2 separate regions of the Homo sapiens genome follow, and region 2 is linked to region 1. A link is an interaction called in ENCODE POLR2A ChIA-PET data of the cell type or tissue named here. Cell type or tissue: Panc1. All regions are shown on one strand. Links, peaks and the distances in the headings refer to the core of each region. The heading gives the core; the rest is flanking DNA.

Region 1 (11,941 bases), core at 4,393-9,392:
AACTGGAAACGCTTTTCTGCAGGGAAATTTGAAAATAAGTTTCGGTGATCTTAAAAATATTTATATCTTTTGACTCAGCAATGGTACCCTATGAATAAGGGGAAGGGGAAATCGAAGATAAGAACAAAGACTTAAAAAAAAAACAGGATGTTTACGATAACGTAATGTTTTAAAATAGTATTTAATAGAATGAGGTGTGGCTTAAGATACAATGTTAACTATGAAAGGATATGAAACATATATACAGTACAGGTCTAATAAAAATTTATGTCCAATTCGATGATTATTCAGAAATGGAATAATCAATAGGCTTCTGTTCTCCTGTCATTGTTCTCTAGCCAGCCAATTGCTCTTCCTTTCTGTGGATCAGGTGGGTAGGATTAGACAGTGACAGCCTCACGGTCACTTGGGGCTTTTCTTAGTTCAGCCTACGGAGTCCTGAGTGTAGTATAATTTTCAACATCTTTATCTTGTGCTTTTCGGGACAATAGAGACTCCCCCTTGCTTCAAATGCTGTTTTCTATTGCTTTCACCATCATACAACCCTGCACTTGTCAATTTTTATCCCCACACAGATCATGTTTTGGTTGGGTTTTACTGTATTTGTCTATCTACATAAAAAATAATAAGTAAAGGAAACACTAAAATGTTCCTTCTGTGTGATGGAAGTTTGTTGATTTTAATATTCTCCCATACCTGTAAATATTGCTGAGAATGGAATTGCTGATGGCCGCTTAGCATTCTGACATATGGGTACACTCTAGATGATTTAATCAAACTCCTATTCTTGAACATTTAGATAACTTACCATTTCCCCTTGCTGTAAGCAATGCTTCGGTAAACACCTTGGTACACACATCTCTGTGCCAACTGGACCCTGCAGAATTATACACACATGAACCAAAAAGGTGACTGCCTTCCCCTTTTCTCCTTAGTGTGGGAGAGCAGACATGTATAGCAATAACCATACTATAAAACATAATGTGTTAGGAGAAGGATTTCAGTCCAGGTATGGACCAGGCTGCCTGGAGGAGGAGGCATTTGAGCCAGGCTCCTCAAGCAGAAAGCTGGGAAGAGGGAGCTGATCTCCCTGGTAACCACAGAAAGTCTTCTCAGTGAGCAACTCCCGCTGTGGCTCCTGAGAGCTGGGAAAACAGGCCTTCATACCAGAGCCAGAGAATCTGGGGCCCCAGTCCCCAGCCCTCTTGGGAATATGGCAGCTCTCTTCAAGGGGCAGGAACAGCATCTCTCATCTACAGAAGCCAGGAGATTTCCCCCAGCTTCCTTCCAGCTCCACCAAAATCACCCCACACTCAGAGCCCCTGCGTTGGGGGAGGGAGGGTCTTGACAGCCCCCTGCAACCCCTGCCCCCACCTTGTGCCCCCAGGGAGCAGGGCAGAGGAGCTATTCCCTGACAGTGCTGAGCCATGCGGCAGGCCCACAGGCTCCCATTCCTGCCGTCTCTCAGCGTCTCCGGCCAAACCCCAGCTCCTGGGGTTAATGGAATGTTGAGCAATCCTTGGAATTTTTCAGTGAGAAATAAGTACTTTCGAATTCCGTTCAGGCCTCCTGAGTAGGGCGCGCTGCCTGCAGCCCAAAGGCTGGAGCCTGCAGCGCCTGAGTCTTCCTGAACCGGCATCAGGGAGCACTGGGGGACTTTTCAGTGTTTGTTTTCTCCTCCTGCTGGCCAGGCTGTAGGACACTATTACAATGAGGTCATGGGGCCCTGCCCCACTGCGTCCATGGGTGGTTGAGCAGCCAGGATCTTTCCCTTCACAGGCTGGCTCGGGTGTGCACACGGGTGTGCTGGAGGACAGGCGGGGTCAGAGCCCAAGCTCAGCCTGAACCCCTCAGGACCTCCCTGCCCCATCACTGCCAGGTCTTATTCCCTATCCGGGGTCTGCCTTGGCCTAGGGCCTTGGGCCACATTCTGTATCTAGTCTCGTGGGGGCCGTGTGAGGAACCTAGTTTTTACTTGCTAGAGATAATTGAACAGTACCCTGCAAGTAGTTCTCAGCTCAAATGGCACCTCCTCTGGGAATACTTCTTGAAACTTCCTCCACAATGTCAAGTTCCCCTATTATACATTCTCATGGCACCCTATACCTCTCCATCTAAGTCCTTGCCTCTGTTATTAAAAATAATTATTTGTTAAGCAAATACACAAATAATAATAAAATAATAATTATTTGTGTATGTGCTAAATGTCTGTCTTGACCACAGACGGTATGCACCATGAGGGCAGGAGTCCATTTTGTTCACTGCTGTATCCCCAATACCATCTGCAGTGCTTGACATATAGTAGGTGCTTTATGGATTGCACTATGCCAAGCAAAGATTCTTAAGAAAGTATAAGGCTTCTGCCTCTTAAGGGGCTCTTGCCAGGACATGACCTCCTGGGGATTTTCTCTTCTTAAGAGACAGGTCTCACTATGTTGCCCATGCTGGACTTGGAATTCTTGGCTCAAGTGATCCTCCCACTGCAGCCTCCTGAGTAGCTGGAACTACAGGGGTGCACCACTGCACCCAGAAATTCCTCTGGGATCCTGTACCAGATTTGGGGGTACCTCCAAGCATGGCCCCACTGTTGGCCTCATTTTCCCTCTGTGTTCCAGGTCCTCCAATTTCTGCCTCATCTACAACGAGGTAAGTGGGAGACCAAAGTGTCACTGTTCAACTGAAAGCAAATCTCCTTTGTCTGTGATCAAATTGCAAGTTCGCAGGCAAGGGGTCCTGACCAGGCAAGGGGTCCTGCCCCGGCAACGGGATATTTTGCAGATACCCACTGTGTCAGAATTCCTGGCTCCGGGGCAGGTCCTGACCCCACCTGCACACCTCCACTTTATCTTAGCTTTGCGTAAGGTTTGAAAGTTCCCAAAGCCCGTCACACTGTTATTTCATCTGTACCTCCCACCAGCACTACCCTTCCCATTTTACAGAAGAGAGAACTGTCCCAGAGAAGTGAGCTTCTCTAGTCATGATGAGGAAATGGCAGGGTGAGCTTTCTAGCTCCACGGGCAGGATGGGGAATGTGGGAGGCAGGTAGCAGGTGGGAGTTGGGTCCTGGGAAGTGGAAGACACAGGCCAGGCACCTAGAGAGTCATGCCAGGGTCCTGAGGTAGGAACACAGCCACCTCAGAAGGTACTGGAAACAAAGCAGTCCCCTCTGCTTTGTAAGAAGCCTTCACTTTGTAAGCCAGACAGTTTTTATGATTCTTATGTTCTCTGTGTTAATTTCCCTGATTTCCTCCCTTAGTGGGAAGTAGGAAAAACTCAGGAAAGTTCTAGTTGGCCTCAGCTGTGCAGAGGGGAGCCAAAGGAATAGGTTTGCATCTCAGCATGTGCCAGAGTGTTTCAAGTGGCCAGCATGCTGGGTGGGGGAATCATAAAGGGGAGGGGGCTGGGCAGTCCTGGGGGCCATTGTTTTCAATGTCACCCTGACCCTGACCCCAGACACTCGGAGAGAATCACAGCTTAAGCATGGAAAACTTGGGGTTTCTGTCATTAAAATGAGTAGGCTGACTTAACCACCTCATAGGATTGTTGTGAGATTATATCACTCACACACAAATATTTTTTGAGTTCGAAGTGTCTAGGATACATCAGGGTACAAAACACAGATTAAATCAGCAGATTACATGGGAGGCTAGAATGTGCTAAGTGCTGTGGGCAAAACGACTTGTGAAGTAGGCCGGGCATGGTGGCTCACACCTGTAATCCCAACACTTGGGAGGCCGAGGCGGGTGGATCACCTGAGGCCAGGAGTTCAAGACCAGCCTGGCCAATATGATGAAACCCTGTCTCTACTTAAAAATACAAAAAGTTAGCCAGGCATGGTGGTGGGTGCCTGTAATCCCAGCTACTTGGGAGGCTGAGGCAGGAGAATGGCTTGAACCCGGGAGACAGAGGTTGCAGTGAGCCAAGACTGCTCCACTGCACTCCAGCCTGGGCAACAAGAGCAAAACTCCATCTAAAAAAAAAAAAAAAAAAAAGGACCTGTGAAGTAGGTAAAGGAATGAGGGGGATCTGGGCTAGGGCCAGGGAGCGGTCAAAGTAGGCCTCATAGGAAAGGGGTGATTGAGTTGCAGGGTATCAGGGGCGTGCGCCCCTGGCAAGGGGAGCCTATGTCTCTGTGCTAAGATTCAGGAGGGCAGAGAGGCTGGGGCAGAGGAGCCAGGGGAGAGTGGTGGGAGTAGAGGTCAGGGCGGTTAGCACAAGCGGCAGATCACGAGCTGCCTTCCTGGCCATTGCATGAACTTGGGTGAAATAGAGAGCCATGGAGAGCCTGATCCCTCTGGCTGCTATGCTGAGAAAAGACCGAGGGGTCATTGGGAGGCACGCCAGGACACCACAGCCATAACCCAGGTGAGGGATAATGGTGGTGTGGACCCGGGCAGAGCAATAGGAGACGGTGAGAGCAGGTGGGGTCCTGGCCATTGGGAGAGATGACAGCTTTTGCTGATGGTTTTGGTGTGGGATGTGAGAGAGAGAGGAGTCAGGGATGATTCCATGGTTTTTGGCTTGAGATGGTGGAAAGATGGAGTTGCCATTAGCTTAGATAATTTGTGTTATTCTAGCTTCTGACTGCAGACTCTGGGCCAGGGCCTGGGTCAACCACTTTACACCCTGATCCCATTCAATCCTCACAACCCCACAAGTAGGAACTTGTCCCTTCAGCTCAGAGAGGGTAACTAGCTGACCAAGGTCACCTAGCACGTTAAGTGGTGAGGCTCAGATGCCACAGGCTGGTCTGACCCCACCAAGCAAATGTGTATAAACTGTCCCCGGGACTTGGGACACCAGTTCCCTCGCCTCACCTGACCTTGCCTGGACTTGCACCTCACTCCCTTTTTACCCTACAGCAAGCTGCCTCAAAACTGCAAAGCTCTCATGGCCTGATGTTGTATACATCCTGAGGTTTCTCTCAGAGGCACTTTTAAAACTCCTTATTTGGATATCTGAAATTAGGTAGAGGGGTGGCCAGGACTAGGATGTCTGGGGACTTCCTCAGAGGCCTTGGGCAGATGGGTGGGCCGTGAGTCAGGGGCAACAGGTGGAGGGAACACAGGCAGGCTCAGCAGATGTAGCAATAAAAATTTGGGATTCTTATAAATACAGTCAGCTACCCTGCCCACCACCCCCACGCCTAAGCTGGAGGCACTGCTCTCCCACCCACAGGATTTATTTTGCTCTTCTAGACCGCCATATTCCCAGTTTAGAGGAGAAATGCGTGGGATCGAGGATTTGAAACTGATTTGCTCAGACATTGGGGCAATGCTTGTGTGTGGCGGTGGGGGAGGGGGACATCCACAGCACAGCATGACGAACACAGCACGGTGGTGTTCAGGGCTCTGACCTCTGCCCACCCAGGACCTGGTCCTGGGCCAAAGTTTTAGCACCAGGCTGCTAAGAGCTGACTCAGCACTGAGCCCAGGCTAGGGGTTCCTGGATGGCTTTCTGGGCCATCCAGGTCGTGCTGAGGAGTTGGGGATATAGCCCTGCCACCTGCCCGAGTCACAGGGAGGAGACTTTAAAAATGAATAAGCACTTGCTCTGTGCCAGGCGCTCTCACACACACTGCCTGCTTTAATTCTCATAACTGTGAGGTCAGGACAAAACTAAGTTCAGAGAGGTTAAGAGGCCACACAGCTGGGGGAACCTGATTGTACCCTTGGCTATCTGACTTCAAGGCTCCCAGGGCCCCAGGTCTTTGATGTCTCTGGCACCCGTAGCTCAGGCTCCTCTGCACCTCCTCCTGTCTGAGCGATGAGTCTGCTGAGGAACAATTCCGGGTCAAGCCGGCTTTCTTACCAGAGGTCTCGCCCTCGCTGGAGACTCCCAGCCAGGCCCGGGATGTGCAGAAGCCAGCAGGGAAGGCTGACGCCTTAGGGTGGGAAGTGGGGGAGTTGTGCCGACATATCTTTGGAATTTTTCTGACTCCCCCATCCTTTTGAACAGACAGCAGACAAGGACTAGGCATGTGAGCAAAGAAAGGGCATCCCTCTTCTCAGGAGGTGGTCCTGCGGCTGAATGGGGTGACATCTATCTCCACTGATATTCTTAGATGTACTCTCTCCTAATCCCACTCCTCAGCTGCTGCTCCAAAGCTCCGGACCTGTCTCCCAGGGCTCACTTTCAGCCAGCGGGGGACTGGATGTCTTCATTGGCCCAGCTGCTGAGCCCCTACCCCTGGAGTGTCTCCCCTTTCTCCAGGCCCTGTACGCCTACCCAGCTTTTGAGCCAGTTTCTCCTGGCTTGTTTGGTTGTTGGGACTCATGCAGCTGCCTGCATGATGAGGTCCTATAAGACAGTGCTTATCCCAGAGGAAGGAACTGCTAGAAAGGGGTTGTCGACCTCATGGAGGAATGCGTTGCATAGAGCCTGCCCCTGACATTATCAAAACATCAGCCTGTCCTGGGGTCAAGGCTTCAGGATCTCAAGAGGCCAATTCAGAGGTTCTTGGAGCCCTAGATTTCCAGGACTGATGGGTACTGACAAAGGCCACCTCTGTGCCTTGGCCTTGAGGTTTGGGGTGGGAGGGGGACACTGAGCTGTGGTCAGAGTTCAGCTATCTGGGGTGTGACAGGCACACACCTTCTCCACTTACCATGCTGCTGGGTATCCCCACCACCAGAATGTCCCCCTTCTAAACTCCCTTCTAACCAGCACTGATCCCTTGTCTAGATGCTGCCTCTCCTCAGATCCTGTGTCTGAGAGCCGCTGCAGAGAACCAAGGGACTCGCACGTGCAGAAGGCCCCGGTGGAGGCCAGAGACGGAGCCCGAGACGGGGGCAGGGCGGACGCACAGACAGCCTCTGTTGGCCTGGCAGGCGGGGAACAGTGGCAACTCAAATACTGTTGTTTGCAAATGAACAACCTCAAGCCTAGAAGACAGTTCATCTTTGTTTGCCCTGGTTGGTGCTGATGTGGCTTCTGCCCCGCCCCCCATCTAGGGTTCTTTTTTTCTTGCTCACTGCAGCCATGGACCCAGGGAAGCAGGGACAGGGGTGCGTTGAAGCCCAGGCCTGAGGCACCTGATCTCCAGACTCAAGGATTCGGTTCTGGCCCCATAGTCTCTCAGGTGTGACCCCTCTCACCTAGCAGTCATGAGAAGCTGTGCTTAGGATCACAGGCCCCAGGCCCCTCCCTGCTGGTCTGGACCTCTGCCTCAAGCTCAGTGAGTTCTCAAAGCCTTGTAGCAACAAGGCTGCAGCTCTGTGCCATGCCCCATCAGAATCCTAGAATATCAGGGAATCTTGGTGTGTGGATAAAGAACCTAACTCCTGAGATGTTAGGTAATTTGCCCAAAGTCACACAGCTGGTGAGTAGCTGAGCTGGCTCTCCATGCTCTTGGAAGCATTCTCTTCCCATTTTTTCTGTGGGTTCCCCCCAGACCCCAGCCCACCCAGGAGAGCCAAAGCTGGGCTGGGATGAGCTCTCTCTCCACACATGTGGTGCTTATCAAGCAAACATGGCCTCGACGGGTTTCGCAATGATCCTTATGTTCTGGTCCCCGCAGTGGGCTGGGAGCTTCAGGAGAGTGGAGACCCTCCTTTGCTGTTCTCTAACTGCTGCCCAGGTTGCTGCCCCATGCACACCCAGGGCTGGGGCCCAGCACATCCTTCCTCAACGAGAGAAGAGACTAGCAAAACCTGGAAAGGAAATGGGCTCAGGACGGTTCAGACTGTTTTCTCTCTGAGGGAACAGAGCCACACGTTGTGCAGGAAGGCAGGGAGATGTTTGTAGGCTCCAGTTTAGGAACGGGACTTGTAAAACAGGGAGGTGGCCAAATTCATTCAGATTGGCCTTGGAGCAGGCCCTACGCATGGAGCCAACTGAAATATTCAGAACTGCAGGCCAGCAACCTGTCCCCAGAGGCTGAAGGAGGAAGGCCCAGTCTAGAGCCCACAGTGTCAGAACCAGGCTCAGGAGGGCCTGGGCTGGCAGAGGGTGACTAGGGGAGGTTCATGGTCCTCAGGGAGCAGGCATGGAGGACTTCTCTGGGAGGCCTTCTTTCTAGGATTAATTAACCCCTCCTCCTCCACATTCAGCCAGTTAATCAATCGGCTTTCCCATGAGCCCAGCGTGGTGCTAGAGGCCTAGAATGGGGTGGGGGAGGAAGACACCAGAAATATGAGCCAGTGTCTGCCTTCAAGGGGTCTGTAAAATAGTTGGAGAAAGTAAGCAAGCACATGCAAATCAGAACATGGTTAAGACAGGTTAAATAGCAGACCATAGGTGACCAAATGCAGTGGGGTAGGGAATGTCCTATCCACTGTGCCTAAACACTGGCTTCTGGTCTTTTATTTTTTGTCTTTCCTTCAACCATCCCCCCAGCCCACACAAAGTCCCTTGCATAACAGGGCCAGCAGTCAAGGCTAGGGAACAATTTCCTAGTAAATCAGGGACTCTGTGAAGCCTTGGCAACATCTCAATTCTCATCTTGAATTTATAACTCTCAGGGCTCTCACTGCTGGCCACCAACCCCAGCACACCACCAACATCTTCAGTTTATTGACTGACAGGCTGATTATCGCTGTGCGAGGCGGCCAGCGCTGGTAGTTTGCAGAAAGATGGCATACAGGCAGGAAAAAGCTGAGAGCAACTTGGCAAAATGCAACATGCATTCTTCCTGCAGGAAGAAGGGAAAGCGTTAGAACACCTCTCTAATGACTTTCCCAGAGCAGATTCTTTGGTTCCCACTTCTGAGCCTTCACACTTTCCCCACAGCTGGAACTTCCCCACCTCCTCTCATCCAACAGCTCCTCCCCAGTTTTGAAACCAACTTCTAGGGAAACCGGCTCTAGGTCTCACGCCTGACTAAGCCCGTTGGACCTTACCTGCTCTGTTGATTGAGCTTGGGCAGCCCAACTGTTAGTCTCTAGGGGCCAGGATCAGACTCTGGGGTCCTTCTTGTGTATACACAAGTTTTCTAGTCAGTGAACCCTTCTGAGTGCCTGCTCCGTGCCTAGCTCCAGCCTACATCAGTGAGAGACAGCGGGGGCAGGCCAGGCCTTGCTGCCTACAAGTTCACTGTCTTGTTAGGGACAGTGACACAGACCCTCACCAGAACAAGCTTAACACCACCGGGTGGCTTGCAGTCAAAGTCCAATGAGCAGAAGCATCATGGCCTTCTTTGTTTTGCTTTGTTTATTATTTACTTTGTTTGTTTATAGCGGTTCTATTCACAATCTCTAAAAACTAGAAACAAACCACATGTGCCTCAAAAGTCACTACCTTTAAAAAGTTCAGGGGAGAAAGATACTTCTGAGTGCTGGGAGATACCCCAGCTTCTTGAAGAATCTGAACCTTGAAAGAATGTGGACAGGTGGAGAAGAAGGGAGAGCATTCCAGGCGGGGGAAATTGCCTGAGTCCAAGGGTGGAGGGCTGTAAGACATGGACAAATATATGGCACACGTGCCAGCCCCCTTCTATCTCCTGTCCTTGACAGACATTGTCGATGTACTGTTTCCCTCTAACTTACTGCAGCCATCACCAATCAATCAAAACTGATGAGTGAGAATCAGCCTATCTGTCCTGGTGGTCTAGAGTGTTTAGAAGGCATAGGAAAATGGATCAGGCTGGAGCAGGACATTTGTGCCATGAAGGAAAGGAGAAAGGCAAACTCATCGAGTTGTAGGATGACAAAGTGGGAATGGGCCATGTAATCTTAAGGAGTCTAACGCTAGAGAAAAAAGAACTTGCCCGAGGTACATGGAAGTTATTGGCAGGAGTGTTGGAACTCAAGCCTCCTGAACCCTGGGCAATGGATTGGGGCCAGACATTCAGAAGGGCCTTGAGCACTCAGCTGCTGAGTTGATACCTAATCTTGTGCAATCTGGAGTTGGCCACGCAGGAGCCACAGCAGGACAGAAAGGTCTTCTAAGCTCATTCTTTACTTCCTGACACTCTCTCCTCCCTGTCCAAACTCTCATTGCTCCTGTGCTGGGAGCCCAGGAGGGTGTCCTGGGAGCACTGAGGCAGAGAAACAGGTGGACTCTCCTCCCAAAGGAAAGCACTTTCCCCCCTGAGCCTACCCTGAGGGACTGAAGCACCAGTGAAGAAGCCCCCTGCCACCTCCCCCAGCTTCCAGGCCACAGGCTTTGAGCATGAAAGTGTTATAATAAAGTGATATTTACAAAATATTATTATAAAAGATTAATCTGTCCTGCTTCCTTTTAGGAGAAAATACCTCCTATGGGAAAATACCTCACCTGCTGGAGGTGAGGGGGCCACTTGCGTTATGGTGGAGAAAAGAAGGGGGCCTTACCCTCAGGAACAAATCCATGGGTCAGAATCCATTGAGGCCCCCAGGAGGGGTCAGGATCAGAGCCAAGAGCCACATCTAGCTGCAGGAGCTTTGGATGGGTGTCAGGCTTCATAACTCCCCATCTGGGGTGGGCATGTTCTGCTTGTTTTGCTGTTTGTTTCCCTGAAGGAGATGTCAGTAAAGGATGTTGTAGGCTTGTCCTGGGAGGTGGAATGAATTGGAGACTGGGGGCCGTCTCTGCAGGCAGGATCTGGGGATCAGAGCAGCAAGAGGTGGGAGGCAAACTCCAGGCAGAAGAGGAGTGACGGCAAGAGAAGGCACAGAGAAGGATGTAGCCTGCAGGAGCCCTCTCAGGACCCAGGGGGTCAACCAGGAAGAACCCCGGTCTGAAAAGGGCAGGACTGAGCAGCAGCAATGGCTAGAGACCCCATTAACCTGTAAGCCTGCGAAGGTTGGGGACCAGACCCCTGCCTTCCTCATCACAGTCCCAGGTTCTGGAAACTGGACATATAAGCCGTGACCTTGCTTGAATGGAATTTACTTTGTTTCTCTTTCTGACCATTCCCCAAATCAGAAACAGTTCTTCCACTTGTAGAAATGGGCAGGGAGAGGAAGTGTTGCCCCTTCCCACAGAGGGGCTATCAGAGGGAAGGTAGAAGGAGCTGGGACCGGAGAGATGAGCTAATTTTTCTTTTCAAAGATCATGTCTGACGTCCTGTTTTCCAACCCTGGGAGCCACTTCTCAGCGTTCACCCTCTCTGGGGCAGCTGACCATGTTGCTCAAGCTTCACTTCTTTAAAAGTTACCCCCTTGGCTTCCGGCCTTTGCACCTTCATGGTTCTCCCTCGAGGGCTGTAGTTCCTCTTTCCCCATTTCTGGTTTAGTTTACTCTTCTTCCTAAGCCCCTTACATCAGGTGTCCCAAAGTTTTATCAATAGTACCTTCTGCTTGGACATCCCCATGATCTCCCTAGGGATGCTCACCACTCACACAGCTCTGATGGTCACTTGCTTGTTAGTGAATCCTAAATCTACACCTTCAGCCTGATCGTCCTTCAATTCTAGGCCCTCCTTCGTAACAGCCTGCTGAATGCCCTCCACAATCCCCAAGCTCAACACACCCATTGTTCAGGAGTCTTCCGTGGGACTTGGGACAGCCTTGCTGGAGGCCGCACTTCAGTAGCGAGGCCTGGAAATGAAGCTGCCTGGGTTTCTGTACCTTCACTTCCACTCACCAGCATCAGCCCCACCATCTCCCCACAGGAGGCTGCCAGCCCTCCCTCTTGTCTCTGGCCACTCTGCCTTCTGCTCATTCCTGTTGACGTTCAGGATTCAGATAACCCTGGCTGAGTGATTGGTGTTGGGCCGGGAGGATTGACACCCCCACTTAGGCACATCGTGGTGTGTAAATTCTAAATCTATTTGAAAATGTTCAGTTTTGATGAATGCTCTGCACTGAGAGCTCACAGGAAGGTAAGAGGGGACATCCAAGGGTGAATGGGGAGAAAAGCTACTCCCTTATTTATCCTTGAAGCATTAATTGAGCTCCTTGTCTGTGCCAGGGACTATGCCAGGGGCTCAGGATCCAATAGAGAAGACAAAGTCCTGCTTTTGTGGTGCTCACAGTCTAACAGAGAACCAGGCGTTGGCCAGGCCATTAGAGGGTGACAA
Region 2 (11,941 bases), core at 6,255-11,254, 240 kb before region 1:
TTTGACAAGAGTTCCAGAATATGCAATATGATTAAAGAGAAAGCATAGCCAATAGTAAATTAAATGAGTTACTCATAGTCAAGTAATTTCAAAAGCAAATTTATAAAAACCCCTTTAAAGCAAAGCAGTTATATTTAATGAGGGGGTGTGGGTGCATTTTAAATGCAAGTGAGTGTGGGGCCTCCAAGAATCAGATGCAGGGTCTATAAAGGACTTACTTAAAATGGCTCAGCCCCGCAGTCCCACTCTGGGCCAGGGGGGTTGGCTCAGATTTTGGTCTTGCCGTCACCTTCAACTCTCCTGCCTCCCTAAATAGTCTGGGCAGATTTGGAGCAGCTACTGCTGCCACTGGCATCTTCTCTGAATCTGTGCAACAGATATGCACAGCTGGAATTTCTGTCTCCCCTTTGCAGATGAGAGACTGACCTGGGTTTAAACCTGAGTGTTCTGTTTATTAGCTGGGCAAGTCAGCCCTCCTCCCTGACTTCCCAGGCCTGGAGGAGATATGCAAAGGGGAGTGGCTACCAATCCATTCCCACCAGGGTCCCAAGCTACTGCTGGGGTATGCTGGTGTGTCTACTACGCATTTGCCATGGTGGGGTAAAATACCTATGAGCACCTGGCATTGGGCTGAACTCTTTGTAAGTGTGAATGTACTTCCAGCTCCTAGAACTCTGCATGATATCTATCACCATATTCCCTCGCGTCAACAGGGAGAATGAGGTTCGGGAGGTTATGTAACTTATCCAGGATGACTCAGCTAATGAGTGCCAGAGCTGGGATTTGACCCCAGAACTGTCAGGCTGCAAAGTCTTTGTTCCTCCTACTCTATCATGGTCCCTGGGGTACGTGTCTGGTTGAGGGGGTCCCTCTAGGGGTGGGGTGCTCAGGGAAGGGACAGGGTCAGGCTCTGATGAGCAGAAGGATCAGTGCGGGTGAGTCTAGAGGCAGAAGGGTCATGGAGGAGGCTCCTGCCACATCCCGGGTGTGATTGACAAGGACCTGGCTGGTGGCAGTGTGGGTGGAGAGGAGCTTTTGTGGGGAGGCTGCTAAGACCAGTAGTTAAGACAGAGGTGGCAGAGGTGGCCACAGGATTGTGATTGGCTGGCACAGCCTGATATGAGATCGAGAATGTGAATGCTCTGAGGCGGCTATTAGCCTGACCCCTCCCGGTTACCTTATACCCATCCCAGTCCATACACTGCCAGAGAGGTACTGGGTTTGTGATCCCCGGGCTCTATCCCACGGCACAGCTGTCACTTATTAGCCATAAGATCCTGAAAATTTCTAGGAACTCTGAGCTTTAGTTCTCTGATCTATCAAATGAGGATATCGGGGTCCACGTGTATTGGTTTGCTATGGAGATTAAATGCTGTTTATAAGGCAGAGTTCAACGACAGGGGACTTGAACAACTATGGAGCTAGGTCAGAAACTCCACTGCGGGGACAGAGAAGGGTGGGCTAATTCCTTTTTGGAGAAAATAGCAATAATACCATGCTTGCTTTGTGCTTTATAATTTTCCACATTTGGTTTTTGCAACAGCCTTTTGAGTTGGTCAAGAGTGTGATTATTCCTCCCAGCAGCCTCAAATCCTTTTGGAACCAGGTGTGAGCTAAACAAAAGTTATAAAATGTTACAAGTCCATAATGGATAATGGTACTGAAAGTCAGAGAGTCCCATACTTTGCCTGGTCACAGGGATAGGAGGTGGAGAGTGGAGTGAGGACCTGGTGCTGGACTCCCAGCCCAGTGCTCTTATTTTGAGCTCCCTTTGGGACCTGCTGGAGATTTGAGTCAGAGCCTGGCCAGGGGGCTAATTGGGGGTGGGAGGATGGCTCCAGGTGACCGTGAAGCTGAGGTGGGGATGGCGAGGGTGGAACAGGGTGTGAGGCCTGGGCCTTGATGGGGTCACTAAGACTGGTTTTTTATTTATTTATTTATTTTTGAGATAGAGTTTTACTCTTGTTGCCCAGGCTGGAGGGCAATGGCGCGATCTCTGCTCACCGCAACCTCTGCCTCCCGGGTTCAAGCGATTCTCCTGCCTCAGCCTCCCAAGTAGCTGGGATTACAGGCATGCGCCACCACGCTCAGTTAATTTTGTATTTTTAGTAGACATGGGTTTCTCCCTGTTGGTCAGGCTGGTCTCGAACTCCCAACCTCAGGTGATCTGCCTGCCTCAGCCTCCCAAAGTGCTGAGATTACAGGCGTGAGCCACCGTGCCTGGCCAAGACTTTCAAAGGCAAGTGCCCATGTGTTTGTTTATTTATTTATTTATTTATTTATGTTTTTATTTTTTGAGACGGAGTCTCGCTCTTGTCGCCCAGGCTGGAGTGCGGTGGCATGATCTCGGCTCACTGCAACCTCTGCCTCCTGGGTTCAAGCGATTCTCCTGCTTCAGCCTCCCAAAGTAGCTGGGATTACAGGTGCCCACCACCACGCTTGGCTAATTTTTGTATTTTTAGTAGAGATGGGGTTTCACCATGTTGGCCAGGCTGGTCTCGAACTCCTGACCTCAGGTGATTCGCCCGCCTTGGCCTCCCAAAGTGCTGGGATTACAGGCATGAGCCACTGCGCCTGGCCTCATGTGTGTCTGTTTAACTCCGCTGAGCTCCCTCCTCTCACTTTTCCTACCACCTTGGGCCTGCGCACCCTCTGGGAGAGCCCCTGCTGGCTCTGAATCCCAGTGCACCTCCTGGGCAGCTGTGGAGGCTTGGCGCCCCACCCTCATCTCAGCCTCTTTCGCCCCTGCTCCTGCTCTTCTACTCCTGGCCCCATCAGCTAACTCCCATTTATCTCATTTCTTTCCCTGAATAACTGTTCTTTTTAAACCCTCACAGCAGCACTGTGTAGTATGTATTAGCGTTATCCGTATTTCACAGATGGTTATCCTAATGCACAAAGAAATTAAGTAATCAGCTCTGGTCACTCAGCGGTCATCAGGTAGAGCCAGGACTCAGCCCCAGGCCCATCTGACTCCAGATTCCAAGTGGAGCCATTATGGCGTATCTTCTCCAGTGGACTGGCAACCTCCAGAATCCTGCATGACCAGGCTGTCTCAGAGCATCTGAATCTCACATCAGCTGAGACACAGCGACATCCAGCCAGGATACGGCTGAGATAAGCGGCCTTCGGGTTTTGTCACAGGGTAGCAGGGGAACCTGGGACAATACCCAGCGGCCCACCAACTGCTCCCTTGTTGGGGAATATTCCTTGCCTCGTAGCGTGGGTGAGCCTGCTCCTAGCTGGTCCTCCTGCCTTCCTGATGGCTTCCTCGCTGCCTCCCTCTCTCTACCCACCTCTTCCTTCTCCCCAGCAGGCCAGGAGGCCAATACCTGCTGCAGGTGCCTCGCCTTTCCTTGCAGCTCTTTCCTCAGAGCCTGGAGTCAGGATGGAAGTTGGTTGGGAGAGAAGCAGGTGCTGGGGCAAGGTGGAAGGAGGAGGGGCGAGAGGAGGAGAGGCTTCTCCATGGTGTTCATCGAAAGCCCTGGGTGGACAGATGCAAGATGGACCAGCAGCTGGTGTTCAGGAGGCCACTGGTCAGGCCCTCACTCCGTTCCCTCATGCAAATGTGACTGCCCATAGAAACCAACTCCCTCTAACCCAGCACACAGGAGCTGATAAGCTACTTATCAGCTTACAATAAAGACTGAAAACAACAAGCACAGGATTTTTTTTAAAAAGTCAACCAGAAGTGGCTTGATGAGCAATATATTGGAACCAGGGTTTCGAAGAGTCTGGGTCAGCCCTGGGCCTCCTTCTCCTCTGCACCCATGTGCACTTGAGCAGAGCCCTTCTGCCCAGAAAGTGCCTTTGTGGGTTTAGAAAAAGATGTCCCTTCCTTGGGTAGACACAGCCTCCTGATGGGGAGCACAGCTTGGCCAGCAGAGCACAGGCTGGCTTGCAGTCTCTGATCACCCAGAGGCTCTCGCGCAGCATGTAACCCACCTGACATCTGTGTCAGCCTGGCTGGGGGTCTCTGGAGTGCCCACAGCCTGAGGGTGCACGTGTAGCTGCATTCTCACTGATGCCACTAGTTCTTGTGCCTACTCTTGGAGGATGTCACCTATCCAGGTCTGAACGTTCCAGGCAGCATCCTACATGAGTCTGTAAATCAACTGAAGCTCCAGCAGCCCCCACTCCACCCAGTTGTGTCCTGCAGCTGAATACTTCTCAGTGCCCACAGAGCTGCCAATCACCTCGGGTTGCCATGGGAGTGTGCATATTCATGCCTCAGTGTCCCCAGAGTGGCCGGCCAGAGCCCCACCCTGAAGAAGCCCAGTGCACGGCTCTCTCCTTTCCCTCTGTCACGTCCTCTCCCTGTGCACCAGATACCCTGCTGGGCTGCTTGAGCCCTGGGGTCACGCACAAACCCAGAGCTGAAACATCCTCATGCCACCTTTGTGTGAGTTAGGAAAAGGTGAGCCTCCTGGGCAGATATACCCCTGAAAGCTCAAAGAACGAAGGGCATATTTTGGTAGAGTGTCTCTCCCTCCAGGTGACTGCAGCTGTGCAGCCTGAGTTTTTGGGTGAGCAGAGTGTAGGCTGGGTTTCAGCTCCTGCTTGCCCTTTGGCTGGTAGTCCTTGTGCAGTACCCAACTGGTCCACAGGGTGGCGGTACCTCCTGAGAACAGCTTCTGCCTGAGGCTGGGTTCTGGGAATGGATGGGCTGGGGCACCCTCTCTAGGCACCCATGCCCACTAACTCTGCAGCGGGCACACTTGGGGCCCCACTCACCAGCCTGGTGGGCAGGCTAGCTCATGTATGACCCCTCCAGTGAGAGCTATGGCTTAGGCTCATGCCAGGATCCCTACTAGGAGAGCTGCACTGCCACTAGCTGAGGTGGACCCCGTTTCTGCAGGGCAAGGCTGGAGCCACATGCACACACTGGCTTTTTGCCTGTCCTGTCCTAAGCCCCCACACCACCCACATTATCTCGTGACCACATTTTTCCTCCAGATAATGTGGGCCATGTGTGGTTAGGCCATATCTTCTTTTACATCGGCAAAACCTAATGGGGTTTCCAGACTCCTGCTCTTCATGTGGAATGCCTCTGAATTTCTAGATGATGTCTGCAGGCGTGTTTTGTTTTTGTTTTTCAAGACCGGGTCTTGCTCTATAGCCCAGGCTGGCATGATCTTGGCTCACTGCAACCTCCACCTTCGGGCTTAAGCAATCCTCCCACCTCAGCCTCCCGGGTAGCTGGGATTATAGGCGCACACCACCACACCCAGCTAATTTTTGTACTTTTTATAGAGATGAGGTCTCACTATATTGCCCAGGCTGGTCTCAAACTCCTGGCTTCAAGCAATCCACACACCTTGGTCTCCCAAAGTGCTGGGATTACAGGCATGAGCCACCATGCCTGGCCTTTCTGGGGGTGTTTATTTCATCTCTGAGTGGATTTTCCAGTAACCTTCAGAGCTTTGAGGAAGGCCTAATTGTCAGCCTCATAGACTGGTCACACCCCAGGAGATAAAGCTCCTTGCTAAGAGCCCTGGCAGAAGATTACATGGGCTGTGGGTAGTCAGGACATGGAGGAAGCTCTAGGGTCTGGGGCACTTGGATAAGTCTCCAAGGAGGAGATTGGCTTTGACCAGATGGATGGGGAGAGCCTGCATGGAGGAGCAGGAAGGAGGAAGGCATTTGGGGACTGTGTTGGGGGCATCTTCCCATCCTGCTCTGGTGTGGGGTCAGTGCTCCAAAGGCCCACGGTAGAAGAGGATGGCACTGCCCTTCACTCTCAGACCAGTGCCTCCCTGAGATGGAAACCAGAGGATCTCCTTGCCTCCCTCAAAGAGAGAGAGAGAGGCTCTGCTGGCACAAGAAGCTTGTCCCATGGCACTTAGTCCAATAATTGTTCCCCGTGTGTGCTTAGCCCTGGGAACCTGCTGATCTTGGGTAAGGACACAGGGCCATAGCAGAGCCCAGGAAGGACACTTGGGGCTCCAAGGTTAGGTTCTTGGTATTAAGGTGAGAGACAAAATGATGGCCCTCTGACTGAGGAGATTTGGCTTAAAGAGGATGACCGAGCTCGCCACGTGGCACGGGATAGAAAAGAAGATTTGCTGGCCTCTTATGGAGTTAGGGTTGGGGTTGGCATGGGCTACTAGAGGGGAGGTGGTGGGGCCAATAGAGAGGGACAGGTCTGCAGAAAGCACTTTTCTATCCAAGCTGTAGGCCTTGGGTTTCTCAGTCTCACCCACCCTATCCACATAAGCCTCAGCGCAACTTTACACCCACTAGGATGACTACAATAAGACAAGAATGGAAAATCAGTGTTGCAAGGATGTGGGGAAATTGGAACCCTCATAATTGCACGTGGAAATGTACAGTTGTGCAGCCACTATGAAAAACAGTTTGATGGTTCCCCAAAATGTTAGAATACAATTACCACATGACCCAGCAATTCCCCTCCCAGGTATATTCCCCAAAGAAGTGAAAACTGGCACTTCAAAAATATATGTACACTCTCTGGGCATGGTGGCTCATGCCTGTAATCCCAGCACTTTGGGAGGCCGAGGCAGGTGGATCACCTGAGGTCAGGAGTTCGAGACCAGCCTGACCAACATGGTGAAACCCTGTCTCTACTAAAACAATACAAAATTAGCCGGATTACATGCCTGTAATCCCAGCTACTTAGGAGGCTGAGGCAGGAGAATCGCTTGAACCCCTGAGGCGGAGGTTGCAGTGAGCCGAGATTGTGCCACTGCACTCCAGCCTGGGTGACAGAGTGAGACTCTGTCTCAAAAAATAAATAAATAAAAATTATACACACACACACACACACACACACACACACTCATGTGTACAGCAGTAATGTTCACAATAGCCGAAAGGTGAAAATAGTCCAAATGTGCATCAACAAATAAATGGATAAACAACATGTGTTATATCCATATAATGAAATATCATTCAGCCATAAAAGGGATAAAGTACTGATTCTTCCATTCAGTGGATGAACCTGGAAAACATTATGCTGAGCAATACAAGCCAGACAAGACACAAAGATCACGTGCTGTATGACTGTATTTATGTGAAATACCCAGAATAAGTAAATCTGTAGAGACATATACAGATTGGTGGTTTCCAGAGGCTGGGGAAGTGGGGTGATGGGAAGCAACTGCTTAATGGGTATGGGTGTCTTTTGGGGGTGATAAAAATATTTTGAAACTGGATAGAGGTGGTGGCTGCCCAACATTGTGAATGTACTAATTGCCACGGAATTGTTCACTCTAAAATTGTTCATTTTATATTATGTGAATTTCACTTCAATGTAAAAAAAAGAAAAAAACCAACCTCAGTGTTCTTAATAGTAAAAAGAGGCTAATAACACTACTTATTTCATGGAGAGGTGGTAAGAAATAAAATAATAGGCGCAAAGTAGCCACCATTCAGCTATTGAATAAAGGGTGGCCAATGTTCTCCGAATGCTACTTTCTGGGGTTGCACCAAGGGTGCTCCAAAACTCTTTCTTGGTCCCTGGGGAATGTGGCTTAAGTTCCTGCTCAAAGAACCGAAAAGCCCAAAGAGCTGTAGCTGCGAGGTGGCGCCTAACGGGCTGTCCCTCTACTGTGGTCAGAGCCGTGCCCCTTGCAGGTGGGTAGCGCTGAGAGCAGAGCAGCGCCCGCGGGACTGGCCTGAGGATCCCGCAGGCAGGAGGGACCCCGCGGGCCTTTCCCTACCTGGGAGGTGCACGGTTGGCCACCAGGGCGCGCTGCTGGACTCTCCCCAGAAATCGGGCGGAGGTTTAGGCCTCAGAGTCACTTAAACTTGTAACCCTACCGGTAGCCGTGGAGTCTAGTAAATGTGGGGTCGGCTGGGGTTCGCCAGTCATCCCATGCTGCTGAGGGGCAGGCATGGGGCCCGTTGGCCACAGGAGACCTCCAGGCTTCTCTCCCACTCTTCTGCCTGCACCCCCTCTCGGGTAGAGGCTGCACCTCCTGCTTGGGTTCAGCCACCTTCAAATACTGCATCAATGGCTCGTGCCTCTGCCTGCGGGGCTGGGCCAGCGCGGGAGAGGCAGGCGGAGGGTTCAGGGAGCTGGGGATCTGCGGTATGTCCTGACCCCACACACTTTGTGTGTGCCATAAAGCCACAGCCTTTCCTTCCCACCCAGCCCCGTCTGAATGAGAAAGCATCACCTCTGCTTTCTGTTTGATCCGGCAGTTCTCAGCCAGGCTGGAGGCGGCCTGGAATCCCAGATCGTCTACTGACACCCCTAGTTTCCCTCGCCGCTCCTCTGGAGGACGTCCTTAACCCCTGATGCTGCACCACAGGCAGAGCTGCCAGAACCCCACCACCACCAAGATTGCTACCTGGAGATTCCTGCTTGTCCCCCCAACCCCAGGTCAAACCCCTGCATGCATCCATGGCCCAGCTCCCGTGTTCTGGGGCCATCTTTATAACCTGCTGTGCATTCCTGCCAGATTGAACTCATTGCCTCCCCCACTTGACCTCATTCTCTCTTTGTGCACTTGCTTTCTTTTCTTTGCTTTTTCTTTGTCTTTTTTTTTTTTTTTGAGACGGAGTCTCGCTCTGTCGCCCAGGCTGGAGTGCAGTGGCGCCACCTCGGATCACTGCAAGCTCCGCCTCCCGGGTTCACGCCATTCTCCTGCCTCAGCCTCCCGAGTAGCTGGGACTACAGGCGCCCGCCACCACGCCCAGCTAATTTTTTGTATTTTTAGAGACGGGGTTTCACCGTGTTAGCCAGGATGGTCTCGATCTCCTGACCTCGTGATCCACCCGCCTCGGCCTCCCAAAGTGCTGGAATTACAGGCGTGAGCCACTGCGCCTGGCCTCTTTGTGCACTTTCTTTGTATTTAGGGAAACAGCAACAGTAAACCCCAAATGACAAAGGTCATTACAGGGACCTTTTTTGCAGCCAATGATGTTTGTGTTCCCCGGTGCACTGCTCTGAAGCTTTCCCACGCATTCGGGCTCAGGTCTCTCTCCGGCATGTCTGCTGCCTTGTTTACTCCCCGCTTAGCGTGTGTTTATAGGATCACATTACACGAAATATTCCAGCCTTGTGAAGTAGCATTTCTTGCTGATAATGAAAACAAAAGACACAAAGAATTCTAAGAAATGCCTACAGTGCTTGGCACGTGAGGGCCTCTTGGCCTAGGGCCAAGTTTGTCTACTATCAGCCCCCACGGTGTCTGGAAAGTCTTGGATTGTTGTTGGCTCTTTGGATCCTGTGGTTTCACCCTGCAGCGTTTTGTAGGCAGTGTGGTGTCCTGGGTAGACCCAGGTCTTGGGGTTGACTGGACTGGTCAGATACAACTTGGTGACTTGCTAGCTGTGTGTCCTTGGGCAAGTTACTTAATTTTCCTGAGCCTCAGTTTTCTCATCCATAAAATGAGGGAAGAAAGAAATAATTCAAAGAGATGTTTTGAGAATTTGGTGAGGAGGTATATATAGTAGACAAGTCATAGACACTCAGTAAGTATTGGCTGGGATTATTAGCAAAAGCAAATAAGCCCCTTCTTTAAAGGGAACATAGCTTTTTTCTAAACCCCACTGTCATACTTAAATTGGTGATCAAGAAGTTATGTTTCTCAAGACACCCAGGAGCAGAGGCCAGGGAGAAGGATGTTCCAGGGCACAGGGGAGACCTGGACTGCCACGTGCACTTAGGGATGACCTGCACCTTCAGACGAACAGCAGGAAAAAAGACTCTTTTCCACTTCTCCTGGTTTGAGGTGGAGTTGGGCCCCCTGTCTGAGTAGGGTGAGGTGGCTGGCAGAGAGCTGGATGCCCCTTCCAATAGCTGGCCAAAGGTAGCAGAGGCAGGATTGTTCTCAAAGGAATTAGGTAAAAGCCCCGCAGCCAAGTGTGAGATCAAATCTCAGAAAATATCAGTACTGGGCTGGGCATGGTGGCACCGTGGCCAGTCTTAGCTGGACAGTTTTAAACTTTCTTTTCTCGGGGCTTTTTTTTTTTTTTTTTTTTTGAGAAAACAAGAAGATTGGTTACTCTAATTAAATATAATAATGAGAGTAGATGGTTAATTGTACTGGATACACTAATGCAGAGAGATACAGGTATGTGTACAGAATAAGGTATGATTTTCTGTTTATTTAGAAAAGTTACTACAGTTTATTCAAAATACATTTAATATACACATATTTTATTCAATTATATTTTAAGGCTATAGTTAAAAGCTTTAAAGTAATTTTTGCTATTGAGTTGTGGGAGTTCTATATGTATTTTGGATGTTAGCTAACCTCTTCTCAGATATGTGGTTTGCAAATATTTTCTCCAATTCCATAGACTGCCTTTTCACTGTTGTTTCTTTTGCTGTGCAGAAGGTTTTTAGTTTGATGTGGTTCCATTCGTCTATTTTTGCTTTTGTTGCCTGTGCTTTTGATATATAAAAGAAATCATCGCTTAGACCAATGTCATGAAGACTTTCTCCTATGTTTTCTTCTAGGAGTCTTATAGGTTTAGGTGTTATATTTAAATCTTTAATCCATTGTGAGCTCATTTTTGAGTGTGGTGTAAGACAGGGGTCCAATTTTATTCTTTTGTATGTCCATATTCAGTTTTCCCAAAACCATTTGTTAAAGAGGCCATCGTTTGTCCATTGTGTATTCTTGGCACCCTGTTGAAGATCAGTTGATTATATACACTTAGGTTATTTCTGGGCTGTCTGTTCTGTTCCATTGGTCCTTGTGTCTGTTTATATGACAGTACCATACTGTTTTAATTACTATAGCTTTGTAATATATTTTGGAATCAGGAAGTTGATGCCTCCAGCTTTGTTCTTCTTTCTCAAGATTGTGTTGGTTATTTGGGATCTTTTGTGGTTCCATATGAATTTTAGGATTATTTTTTCCTATTTCTGTAAAAAAATGCCATTAGAGGCTGGGTGTGGTGGCTCATGCCTGTCATCCCAGCACTTTGGGAAGCCAAGATGGGTGGATCACCTGAGGTCAGGAGTTCGAGACCAGCCTGGCCAACATGGTAAAACCCCGTCTCTACTAAAAATATAAAAATTAGGCAGGCATGGTGGCGGGTGCCTGTAATCCCAGCTACTCGGGAGGCTGAGGCAGGAGAACTGCTTGAACCCAGGAGGCAGAGGTTGCAGTGAGCTGAGATCGCACCACTGCACTCCAGCCTGGGCAAGAGAGTGAGACTTTGTCTCAAAAAAAAAAAAAAAATGCCATTAGATTTTGATAGGGATTACATTGAATCTGTAGATCAAAGTAGCGTGAACATTTAAACATTATTAGATCTTTCAATCTATAAACATGGGATGTTTTTCCATTTACTTGTGTCTTCTTTGATTTCTTTCATCAATATTATGTAGTTTTCTTTGATTTCTTTCATCAGTGTTACATACAAGTCTTTCATCTCCTTGGTTGAGTTTATTCCTAAGTATTTTATTCTTCTTGGTGCTATTGCAAATGGGATTGTTTTTTGTAATTTTCTTTTGGATACTTTGTTGTTAGTGTACCAAAACATAACTAACTTTTGTATGTTGATCTTGTATCCTGCAACTTTATGGAATTTGTTTATTCATTCTAAGTTTTTTTTTGTGTGTGGAGTCTTTAGGGTTTTCTACATATAAGATTATGTCATCTGCAAACAGAGATAGTGTTACTTAATCGTTTCCAATTTGTATGACTTTTAAATTTCTTTTCCTTGCCTAATTGCTCCGTTAGGACTTCCAGTACTATGTTGACTAGAAGTGGCAAGAGCGGGTATTCTTTGCCTTGTTCCTGATCTTACAGACAAAGCTTTCAGTTTTTCATTGTTGAGTATAATGTTAGCTGTGAGCTTGTCATATATGGTCTTTATTTTGTCAAGGAAAATTCCTTTTATACCTAGTTTGTTGAGAGTTTTTACTATGAAAAGATGTTGAATTTTGTCAAATGCTTTTTCTGCATCTATTGAGATGATCATTTGATGTTTATCCTTCATTTTGTTAACGTGGTGT

The links. ChIA-PET counts read pairs that join two places held together with the same protein. Peaks named below come from ENCODE experiments on the same cell type or tissue, not always from the same donor. Only the 100,000 strongest peaks of a DNase experiment are listed, where the experiment ranks them.
Region 2: POLR2A ChIA-PET joins it to region 1 with 13 read pairs; 2 of 35 experiments call an interaction of 5 or more read pairs at or near these places.

Annotation. Positions count from the first base shown.
Region 1 is chr1:109,875,954-109,887,894 of GRCh38, forward strand. All of the region lies in intron 4 of LINC01768 (long intergenic non-protein coding RNA 1768), which reads left to right. Among named protein-coding and RNA genes, the nearest start is that of CSF1, 29 kb to the right of the region's middle. RefSeq lists a silencer at 1,538-1,726 and enhancers at 4,294-4,794, 4,898-5,738, 5,739-6,578. In Panc1, for the core only: no CTCF peak of the experiment used is centred there; no DNase peak of the experiment used is centred there; H3K27ac peaks cover 4,387 bases.
Region 2 is chr1:109,635,801-109,647,741 of GRCh38, forward strand. No RefSeq gene overlaps it. Among named protein-coding and RNA genes, the nearest start is that of GSTM4, 14 kb to the right of the region's middle. RefSeq lists enhancers at 7,587-7,881, 8,256-9,129. In Panc1, for the core only: CTCF peaks have their summits at 7,705 (motif pointing right) and 7,911; no DNase peak of the experiment used is centred there; H3K4me3 peaks cover 260 bases; H3K27ac peaks cover 867 bases.